Linked DNA regions of Homo sapiens: region 2 is linked to region 1. Evidence: chromatin loops called from intact Hi-C (ENCODE). Cell type or tissue: chondrocyte. All regions are shown on one strand. Each heading gives the region's core, and the rest is flanking DNA. Links, peaks and the distances in the headings are about the cores only.

Region 1 (5,374 bases), core at 64-5,063:
TTCCTTTTGTGAATTCTTCCACATTCCCACCCCCACTCCCTGATTTCCTCTGCTCCTTTACTGGGAAACCAGCAACCTTCACAAAATAGACTCAAACATCACACAGCCTCTTTTTAAATAGAGGCTTTCTAAGAGAAAATAACAAAAGAATTTTTCCTAGCTGCCTAAGAAATTCTTTCTTCTTACTTTATTTTCCTCATGAGATTTACACATTGTTGTAATAAGTAAAAAATGATAAATATGATACCATCATTTTGGTCTACACATGATCCAGAAAAAAAAATTGCACATGTTTAATACCTTGCTTAATTGCAAACAAAGCTTGCAATTTGAGAGAATTGGGATTAGGGCTAAATATCTATTAACTGCTCTTTCTAGAGATTTGGGGACTAGGATGACCCTTTTTTTTTTCTTTTTTTTTTTTAATAGGCTACAGTTTCACATGGCTCCCAAAAGAAATCTCTCTCCCTTTTTGTTTCCCACACCAATTGATTTATCATTTTGCTTGCAAGCAGATCCAGAATGTTAGGGCAAGAACACACTCACTTTTTTCTCGTAACTTTTTTGTTGCGGACCGAAACCAGTTGACTTGAATAAATTTTTCTGAGGCCTGAATGTAGCCAGCAACGTGGAAAAATCTTGCCATTCAGGGCCGTCTGAATGTACATTTCAGCCACACAGTAAGCTGCATTGGGAGGCGCTGGACTGCTAAATGCAACCATTTTTCGCAGCAGCGAGTTAGACAGGTGATTAGCATAATTAGCACCGAGCAGCTATACATATGGTAATGCTGAGTGTGTAAATGCCAGCTGCGGTGTAAAATTTATGTCAGGGGTCGGCAGGGCTGTGCGAAAGTATTGTGTTCCAGCTGCAGGTCAGGGCCGCCAAAGCTTACCTCCTTTTCTCTTGTTGGTGAATACGCCAAACAGAAGAGAAAGACAGAAATATAACAGATACGGCTTTGATGGGACAGCCCAGTTCTGTGCAAGAGGGACTGCTCTATAAAACACACACACTCACACACACTTGCAGAAATCCCATTACTTTCTGTAGAAATCGTGTGTGTACTTCATGCAGGGTCCAGATGAGTGGGGCCGGGATGGAGGTAGGTAAATGATTCCCTGGGAGGAAAAAATTCAGTCATTGAAGTTTTAAAAGGAGTTAAAAGTTCTGTTTTGTTTTTCTTCCCACCCATCCTTTTACCCCCCACACCATTCCCTCCACCACTCTCCTGCCCACATTGTCTTATTTCACATTAGATGGGGGGATATCCTTGCTGGATGGGATAGCATTGGTCCTTTAGAAGAGGAGGAACTAACCGTTCTGGAGGTGTTAGCCTTGAACAAAATATAAGGTTTCAGCAGTGCAACTCTTCCCAAACTGCTTGACTAGCTTTAGAAAGGGGCTAAAAAAAGCTTTTGTGGGCTTTTTGTTCTTCCTCTGGGTAGCTATACTTACTCGCCTACCTATACTTACTCCCCCTACCTCCACTGTCAGACCCACCAAATTCTTTATAGATTTAAAAAAAAAAAAAGAATCACATGGGTTTCTTGTTTGAAAGGATAGTCTTGAATGGCTCACATACTTTGAAATGCATGATGCGGGAATTTATTGCTATGATGAGTTTATACATTTTGCACTTGAGGTATTTTCTCTGCCACGCCCCCACCTCCACCCTTCCGTTTTTTGGTTGGTGGCTATAAGAAGTGGTGGTGTTGACAGAATATAGTTCACACCATGCTGACCCGGTGATGAAACTTCCTCACGGCACCAGGGGGTCCTTATGTACTGGCCCCTAATCCAGCTAATCCTGATGGCAACAAAATCATGAAAGTGGCCCCCAGTGACGTGAGTCTCCCTGCACAGATGCAGAGGGAAGGAACAGTGCAGGAGATAAATGAGGCCAGCGTGGTATTCACCGGAGGCCAGGGAGCCTGCGTGCGAAGGTGGAGACTCGCATTGTCTTCTCCCCCATGTCGGCTCAAGTGGGAGGCCAATGAAGAGAGGCCCAGGCTGGATAATGGCAAGAAGACTGTTCAGAGCTGAGAGGTGATGTCAGCCCCACAGAAGCTGAGAGAAGGAAACTGGGGTTAATGTTATGCAATGCCTTGAGTGCTGTGATGGAGAGCCTGCCGTGGAAGCACTTGGGTTTTGTTGTTGTTGTTGGGTTTCTTTCTGTTTCTATTTTTTTAATGAAGACTTCAGGAGGTTTCAACTAAGCTTGATGAAAACACGCTGTGTTGGTTCCTGGGTTCTGCTGCCTGCTGCTGCTGGAGTGTGGCCTCTGAGCCAGCGCGCGCTCGTCATCACACCTCTGGGCCCGCCCACTTCCTGCAGAGCGACGGGACCTGGGTGTGCATCTGCCTGCCTGTTGCGCTTGAGCGGCCTGGTTGCACCTGAGGTTGTGGTAGAACCTGGGACAGTTCCCAGCTTGGAAAGTACGCTGTTCCGGATGGAAGACATTTCCGCCTGTGCTCTGCAGGAAGTCAGCAACGTTCTTGGGCCTGTCTCAGGTGGCGCGGTGCACAGCCCTCATTTGCCAGTGTGGCAAGTAACCAATGAAGAAGGGGCCTCCTGGCAGATGCAGCGTCGTCTCGGGAACTCGTGGCTCCTTGGGAGCTGGTGGGAGCTGCGACAGGCAGCAGGTCCAGCGTGGGCAGAGTGCCGGGCTGACCTGATTGCATCTGACAGGGCGAGCAGGTCTGCGTCAGGGAAAGCCATTCAGAGGGAGCAGCCTGGGCAAGGCTGATAACAGATGGCACTGCCAGCAGCTGGTGGGGGCGGGGAAGCTTGCTTCCGGCGCATGCGCGTTGCAGAACCCCGCGCGAGCGCCTGCGCACTACCTGCGCCCAGCCTGCCACATGCCCCGTGCGGTCCCGTGCGGTTCCGTGGGCAGGTGGGGGTGTCCTTTTCTCGTTATGCTTTGGTGGTTGACCTCTCACTGGGCTCACTTCATGAAGGCACATTCTCTTTGGGCTGATTGTAGCGTTTTTCCCATGGCAACACGCAGGGGCACAATCTCATAAGGAAAAAAACGGCCCAGAAACTTGGACAGCGGTTGGCTCCTCCTGAATAAAAGAGATGGGTGGGAGAGGACTAAAATTCACAGCCCGTGAATTTTCAGCCAATTGCTCACATTACTGAATTTTCTTTTTTTTTTGTTTTTCGATTATAAAAAAGAGGCAGTGCTAATAATTTTGCAGTTACACCCGCTTAGAGATTTGTACTTTTTCGGCCTCACAGTAAGTAAATGCAACATTGAAAGGAGGACCTGAGCAACTAAAAGAAAAAGAAAATCTCTCTAGAGGCTGTTAGATAATTCATGGGATTAATCAAATGCAAATGCAACGCTTGCATATACACAGACCCTATTTTCCTAATTGGACTCTGAGTGGGTACTTTTCAGGCTGAAAGGGTCATTTGTTTTGACTGATTGACTTTTTGAGGCTTTGGGGGGAATTAATAACTTATACAGATGACTGCCTGTTCCCAAGGCTCTGTATTGAGACTGCGCATTCATTTATTCATTCAGCACACTTGGTGTGCCATGCCCCTGGTGCCCCTCTGCGTCCCTCACATACGGAGGTGCATGGGCAGGACTTGAATTTTGTGGAAAATAACTTCGGTTGGTCCCTCAGATCATCTTTATGTGGATCACAATAAGCTTTTGCTAAAAGGTTTTTGTGTGAATGACACAGAAGTTTCTTAAGCTCTGTGCAGAAGGCTGTGCTGAGGAGGGGCACAGCAGGGAAGCGTGATGAGGGAAACATCTCTTGTCTACAGTGGATTGGAATCATATTGGCCTAGAAGTATGGGCCTCTGGGTCAGCTGGCATCCCACCTGAGCTAGCTAGCCTTTCTTCACTTTGGAAAGTTAAGCCTGGCTTGATTTGGGGATGAGAGGATCAGCAGAGCTTGATCAAAAACTTATTTGCAGAAGTGATGCTTCTTTTGCCTTTCAAAGAATTGGCTTAAGCCTTGGATTTCTGGAGAATAAGATGGCAGAATTTGCAGGTAAAGAGGCTTAGGGCTGCATGTTCTCTGTGTGCCTTCATCTGCCCCCTCTAAGACAGGACTCTCTGGGGACCAGAAGGAAAATGAGGCCTGTCCACTGTGACCCAGGGAGCCCTACTGAAAAAAATGCATCTCCTCACTGGCTGAGAAAAGTCTTTGATGCAACATGGTTGTACTTTAAATAAAAATACGGATTATTGTCATATTTCACGCATTCTAAAATTCTAGCTGTGAGCGTAATACAGGTTGAGTATCCCTTATACAAAATGTTTGGGACCAGAAGTGTATGGGATTTTGGATTTTTTTAAGGGGGGGTGATATTCACACATAAGCATGATGAGAAAGCTTGAGGATGGGACCCAACTCTAAACATGAAATTTGTTTATGTTTCAACTACTTTATGCATCTAGCCTGAAGGGAATTTTATACGATATTTTAAGATAATTGTGTGCCTGAAACAATGTTGGTGTATATTGAACTGTCTGAAAGCAAAGATGTCACTATCTCAGCCACCCATGTGGACAATCTGGTTGTGTGGCATTCCCATCCTTCCTGACTTAAAATTTATATGCTGCCGATAAGCAATCATTTTCTTAAACTAATTCACACCTACGTACTTACCAGTAAAAAAACCACGACATTCCATTAATGCAGTGAAAAAAATAATGTGTTCAGGGTACCCAAGCAGCACAATAGCATCACCAGATACCTGCATCAGTGGCTAAACAACAGCAGCTTCCGGTCTCCACCTGCAATGCTGTGTTTTCACTGAGAGGTTACTGTACACCATGTTTTATTTTTTTAGGTGAGAAGAAACATCAGAAGCAGTTGAAGGATCAGGGAGTGGGTTGTGTAGGGGCGAGGAGACATCTGCTGGATGGCTTTTCAGAATGTTTCCTCCAGCATCACCGGCCTCATTAACAATAGTTTCTGTCTTAAGACGTCTCTCTTTGATTTTATGAATTGACATGATTTCCTGTTTGGTTGTGAATGCACGATGCGTTAGTTTTCAATAAGCCCATCACACATTTTTACCAGGTCTGCTATAGTTAACTTTTTGTGCAGTTGTAACATGTCATCTTCATGGTTGTGAGCCTGTTTTGACTGTGACTGATTACATGAGGTCAGATGTGGAATTTTCCACTTGGAGCATCATATTGGCACTCAGGAAGGTTTTGGAGCATTTGAGACCTTCAGATTAGGGATGCTCAACCTGTCTAGTGTGCTCTGTGGAATTTGGCACTCCTAGGCTACCTCCTGCTGTACTCATGTTCTCAGCTGGTGCTCAGAAACCATGAGGCTCGCAGGGTAGTTGGACTCTGGGTTAAAGGGTCAGTTCTGCCTCTTACTAATAAGGTGGG
Region 2 (5,374 bases), core at 130-5,129, 140 kb after region 1:
ATCGATATGTTTAAGTCAATAGATAATATCTTTAATGGAAAAATTGAGAAACAACAGTATAAATATAGCATTTACAGATATGATAGTAAATACCAGACCAGCTAAGAGTTGAATATTGTTGTCTCTGTAGAGCAGAAGACTGCTATTTTTATAGTAATTCTTATATTATTTGTTGTTTTAAACAATGTGCATGCGACTACTTTGAAATCTTTAAAACTTAAAAAGTAATATGGCTTATTTTAGAAATATAAAAGAGAAATAAAAATGAAATCAGTACACTGAGATTTTCTATTATATATCCTTGAAACCATTACCATTTTCTTTTCCTGCTTTCCATTGGACACTTTGAGATTTCCTTGGCTGGTTGAAATTAGATGGTATTTTTGTTCATGCAATGGTTGTCCTTATACTCATTCACCCCTCATGATTTCTTAGGTGTATAACACCTGCTTCTTCCCCTAAAGAGACTGGTCTTCTAAGCTGAACTTACTTCCCACATTCCCAGTCCTCATTATGTCAATATCATTCAGATATTTAGTTGTGTTTTCTTTGGTCCTATATTTTTCTTGAAGCAACAAAAACCTGTATCAAAGTATTTGATCATTGGCAGGGCATGGTGGCTCATGCCTGTAATAACACTTTGGGAGGCCGAGGTGGGTGGACCATCTGAGGTCAGGAGTTCCAGGCCAGCCTGGCCAACATGGCAAAACCCTGTCTCTACTAAAAATTCAAAATAAATTAGTCAGGCATGGTGGCGCACACCTGTAATCCCAGCTACTTGGGAGGCTGGGGCAGGAGAATCGCCCGAACCCTGGAGGCAGAGGTTGCAGTGACGAGAGATCGCACTACTGCTCTCTAGCCTGGGCGACAGAGTAAGACTCCATCTCAGAACAAACAAACAAAACAAAAACAAAGTATTTGATCATTGTTACTTCCTGTCTCATTTGCAGTATCTTTTTCAATATGTTTACTGTCTTCTTTAAGTAATTTTTTTTTTTACCATGGGTAGTGCTTGGTTTATTGGTATTAAAAATAGTTCTTATGTACATAACAAGCTGATATAAAGGCACTCTTTTTTTTTTTCGAGATGGAGTCTAGCTCTGCTCCCCAGGCTGGAGTGCAGTGGCATGATCTGGGCTCACTGCAATCTCCGCCTCCCGGGTTCACGCCATTCTCCTGCCTCAGCCTCCCTAGTAGCTGGGACTACAGGTGCCCGCCACCACGCCAGGCTAATTTTTTGTATTTTTAGTAGAGACGGGGTTTCACCATGTTAGCCAAGATGGTCTCGATCTCCTGACCTTGTGATCCGCCCATCCCAAAGTGCTGGGATTACAGGGGTGAGCTACCGCACCCAGCCTGTAAAGGCACACTTTATGCCGGGAGCGGTGGCTCACGCCTGTAATCCCAGTACTTTGGGAGGCCGAAGCTGGCAGATCACTTGAGGTCAGGAGTTCAAGACCAGCCTGGCCAACATGGTGAAACCCCGTCTCTACTAAAAATACAAAAATTAGCAGGGCGTGGTGGCAGGGGCCTGTAATCCTAGCTACTTGGGAGGCTTAGGCACGAGAATCATTTTTGGCATGAGAATCATTTGAACCTGGGAGGTGGAGGTTGCAGTGAGCCAAGATCTCACCACTGCACTCCAGCTTGGGTGACAGAGGGAGGCTCTGTCTCAAAAAAAAAAAATTTTTAAATAGAAGTTAAAGTATGGATTACATGGAATTTTTTTTCCTGGAAGCACTTAAGTCACAAATATGCCACAATGAAGATATCAAACACAAAAGAGGGGCGTGGGCAGGAACAGTGATCCTCATCACAGCTTCTGATCCAGCAGATGTTGACTGTGGATGGAAGGTGGCACATGCCCGCAACTTGGTATAGAAGTGAATTCCCACCAAAACCCAGGGGTGCACAATGTGTAGACAACTCACTTGCATGTTAGAATACCAACAAGATTCAGCTGCAGAGTAAACCCTGCATCGCAGCTAAGCCATGAGGTTGAGTTGTGGATCTTGGGGGACTGATGAAAGTTTGCTGGACAATTACCGTGTAAACGTCATGACCCGTCAGTACGTAACACTGCTTCCGTCTCTACAGTAGCCACGGGCACCGCAGCGGCCTCAGAGCAGAAGGCACAGGGTACTACCAGGGAGGCATCGCAGGGCGTCAACACCGAGGACCTGAGGCCACCGCCTTGAGCCACGCCGCGTGCAGGAGCGGGTCCTGCGCGTTCGGCCCCGGGAGGCGGCCTGCAGAAACCGTCCAAAGGGCTGGCCTTGTTGTTCGGGCACACCTCTGACTGGGCCCCAGTTTCTGGAGGGCAGGTGTGGGGAAGGCTTGTCCCCAGCACCGGGCTTTGCACATCATCTGTGCCCAAGGTGTTTGGGGACCAAAGCTCTAAGCAGCGCCTATTGGTGTGCGCGAATCAAGAAAAGGAAATTTAAAATGGACACGTTGTATTACCCTTTAGAACCATGACTTAAAATGAAGAACAGTAACTCCATATAAAAAGAAGTGTATTGCCAGGCGCGGTGGATCACGCCTGTAATCCCAACACTTTGGGAGGCCGAGGCGGGCGGATCACCTGAGGTCAGGAGTTCAGGACCAGCCTGGCCAACATGGTGAAACCCCATCTCTACAAAAATGCAAAAATTAGCGAGGCATGGTGGCGCAAGCCTGTAGTCCCAGCTATTCCAGAGGCTGAGGCAGCAGAATCGCTTGGACCTGGGAGGCGGAGCTTGCAGTGAGCCGAGATCGCGCCATTGCACTCCAGCCTGGGCAACAGAGCGAGACTTCATCTCAAAAAAGAAAAGAAAAAAAATAACTTTATTTAGATGTTAGAGTCATCTAGTGATTGAACAAGATTGGACATGAATCCACCCAGGCCTGGGGCTGCGCTGCAGAGCAGCCACCGCGGACATCCGCGGATTTCACCTGCAACAGGGAGCGGTCAGTGTGCTAGCTGGCCTTTGTGCTTCCAAACGTTTTTCCAACAGACGGCTGTGGCTGCAGTTTTCAGAAGATATGCTCTGGACTCCAAGGACCAGCGTGGTGGGGAGGGACCCTTTGTATAGAAAGTGCTGTCCTGGGAGCTTCCCCACGGACACTTTCGGGCATCTAAGCGATCCGCGGAGCGGGCAGCTGTGGCCTTCGGTCCTCGAGCTCCCACGGCGGCCACAACCAGACTTCTTCACCAGCAATCAACCAAAAAGCATCCTCTCAGAGTCTCTTTGAACCTGGCTGTGATGATAAGAGCCAAATGTTTGCTGATCTAAGACGTGTATGCAAAACACAGAAGACTGCAGTTTAGGAACACCCTACAAAATCGTATTTTCCAAAAACAGGGCGCTGGGAGCCGGGGCGCGCCCCTGCCTTTCGCGTCAGGAGAACCACCTCCGCCTCCGGAGGGAGTCCGTCCCCGTGAGGGCCGCTCCCAGCCCCGGCTCGCCGTCTGAAGACAGCAGTTCCGGGAACCGCGACGACAGCATCGAACTGGAGATCAGGAAGTTTTGGTGGAAAAGGCCAAGGAGTGGTGTGCACGCGGAGCCCGGGACCCGGGCGGGGACAGAGCGGGAGCGCGGGCGCAGCCCGTTAGCGCCGGCGGCAGAGTCTCAGCCAGAGGCTGCGAGGGGCCCAACAGGCCGCCAAAGGTGCTTCTGGCCAGAGATGCCACAGCGCGCACCTAGGCAGGAGGCACAGGGGACCTTTCACAGGGGCTGCGGGAGCTGGCGCTTCCCCGCCCTAGGCCGGGAGCTGAGAGGGGCTCTAGCGCCCAGGCCGACTGCGCCCTGACCGGGAGCCACTGCGCCCAGCGCAGCCCGAGGGCGCTGAGCTCGGAGGATGCGGCGCGGGGCGGGGGTCTCGGGAGCAACAGAGACTGGGATCCGAGGGCCCGGCCCGCGCTGCTGCCCACGCAGCGCTTCCACTTTGGAAAGAGTGTCTCCCGCGCGGCGGGCCGGCCTCTCCAGCGCGCACCTGGGGCTGCCTCTGCAGGGCCACCCCCGCCTCCAGGGAGGCCCACGCTCGCCGGCGAGGAAGGATGGTGAGCCCTGGCCCAGCGGGAAGGCTGGAGGAACGCAGGCTCGGAGGAAAAAGCCTTTTAGACCTGGGCCATCAACGAAGGTCTCTATAGGGACTACCAGGACCGGGACGCCGTGGGCAGAGGCGCCATGCCTTCTGCGCCACCTCCCTGGGGACCGCGCGTTAGCTCGTGGTGCAGGGCCGAGCCCTGGGGCTGTGAGCGCGCGTCCCGTCTTCGTGCGCTGGTGGAAAGCGGGGTGTCCGTGCGTGCGTCTGCGAGCGTGTGTCGGCTGTAACCGCAGGGAGCGCAAACAGGCCGTTACGCATGTGTCCTGGTAGATAGGATTTTTGTAGCTTTTTGTAAATTATCTAAAATGATGTAAAAATATTTTTGGAAAATTAAGTAATTTTTTAAGAGAGCTTTCAGTATTAGCCTTTGTGTGAAAAACCTTTTGTGGCCGTGTAAGCCTGGGGATATTTTTTCACACCCTCGAGTTTTGAGAGTTTGGCTGGTGTAAAATGCTAGGTTCAAAGCTCTTTTTCCTTTAATACTTTAAAATATAAATCTATTAACTTCTTGCATCCTGTATTGCTTTTTTTTTTTCCTTTGAAACGGAGTTTCAGTCTTGTCGCCCAGGCTGAAGTGCAATGGCATGATCCCAGCTCACTGCAACCTCCATCTCCCAGGTTCAAGCGATTCTCCTGCCTCAGCCTCCCGAGTAGCTGGGATTACAGGCGTCCGCTACCACGCCAGGCTAATTTTTTGTATTTTTAGTAGAGATGGGGTTTCACCATGTTGGCCAGGCTGGTCTCGAACTCCTGACCTCAGTTGATCCACTCGCCTCGGCCTCCCAAAGCGCTGGGAGTACAGGTGTGAGCCACCGTGCTCGGCCTGCTTTTTTGATTTTTGAAGGTTATCTCTAAAAGATATTATCCCCAGATACTTTTAGAATTTTCGTTTTGTTTCTTTTGTTGTTTTTTTTTTTTTTCCTTAAGACAGGGTCTTATTCCATTACCCAGGCTGCAGTGCAGTGGCACAATCTCAACGATCTCAGCTCCCTGCACCTCTGCCTCCTGGGCTCAAGCAGTCCTCCAGAGTAGCTGGGACTACAGGCTAGCACCCACGATGGCCGGCTAATTTTTGTTTGTATTTTTAGTAGAGACGGGGTATCTCCATGTTGCCCAGGCTGGTTTAGAACTCCTGGGCTCAAGTGATCGGCCTGCCTCTGCCTTTAAAAGTGCTGGGATTACAGACATGAGCCTAGGTTTTTTTTAATGTTTTGAAACCCTATTCTAATATTAATTCTTTCTCTTTCCACCTCAGCATCAAAAGAGCCTTTGAATCTGGGAAATT

Evidence for each region. A loop is a pair of places that touch in the nucleus more often than their neighbours do. Peaks named below come from ENCODE experiments on the same cell type or tissue, not always from the same donor. Only the 100,000 strongest peaks of a DNase experiment are listed, where the experiment ranks them.
Region 2: a loop joins it to region 1, with 1.9 times the contacts of the local background. A loop is called at or near these places in 3 of 110 quality-filtered maps.

Annotation. Positions count from the first base shown.
Region 1 is chr9:95,491,588-95,496,961 of GRCh38, reverse strand. The region is part of intron 2 of PTCH1 (patched 1); the gene reads left to right. Among named protein-coding and RNA genes, the nearest start is that of PTCH1, 15 kb to the left of the region's middle. RefSeq lists enhancers at 1-1,385, 2,146-2,365, 2,416-2,465, 1,802-2,541, 2,526-2,615 and 1 more. In chondrocyte, for the core only: no CTCF peak of the experiment used is centred there; no DNase peak of the experiment used is centred there.
Region 2 is chr9:95,348,053-95,353,426 of GRCh38, reverse strand. No RefSeq gene overlaps it. Among named protein-coding and RNA genes, the nearest start is that of FANCC, 33 kb to the right of the region's middle. In chondrocyte, for the core only: no CTCF peak of the experiment used is centred there; DNase peaks (open chromatin) are centred at 2,187, 3,054, 3,459 and 3,964.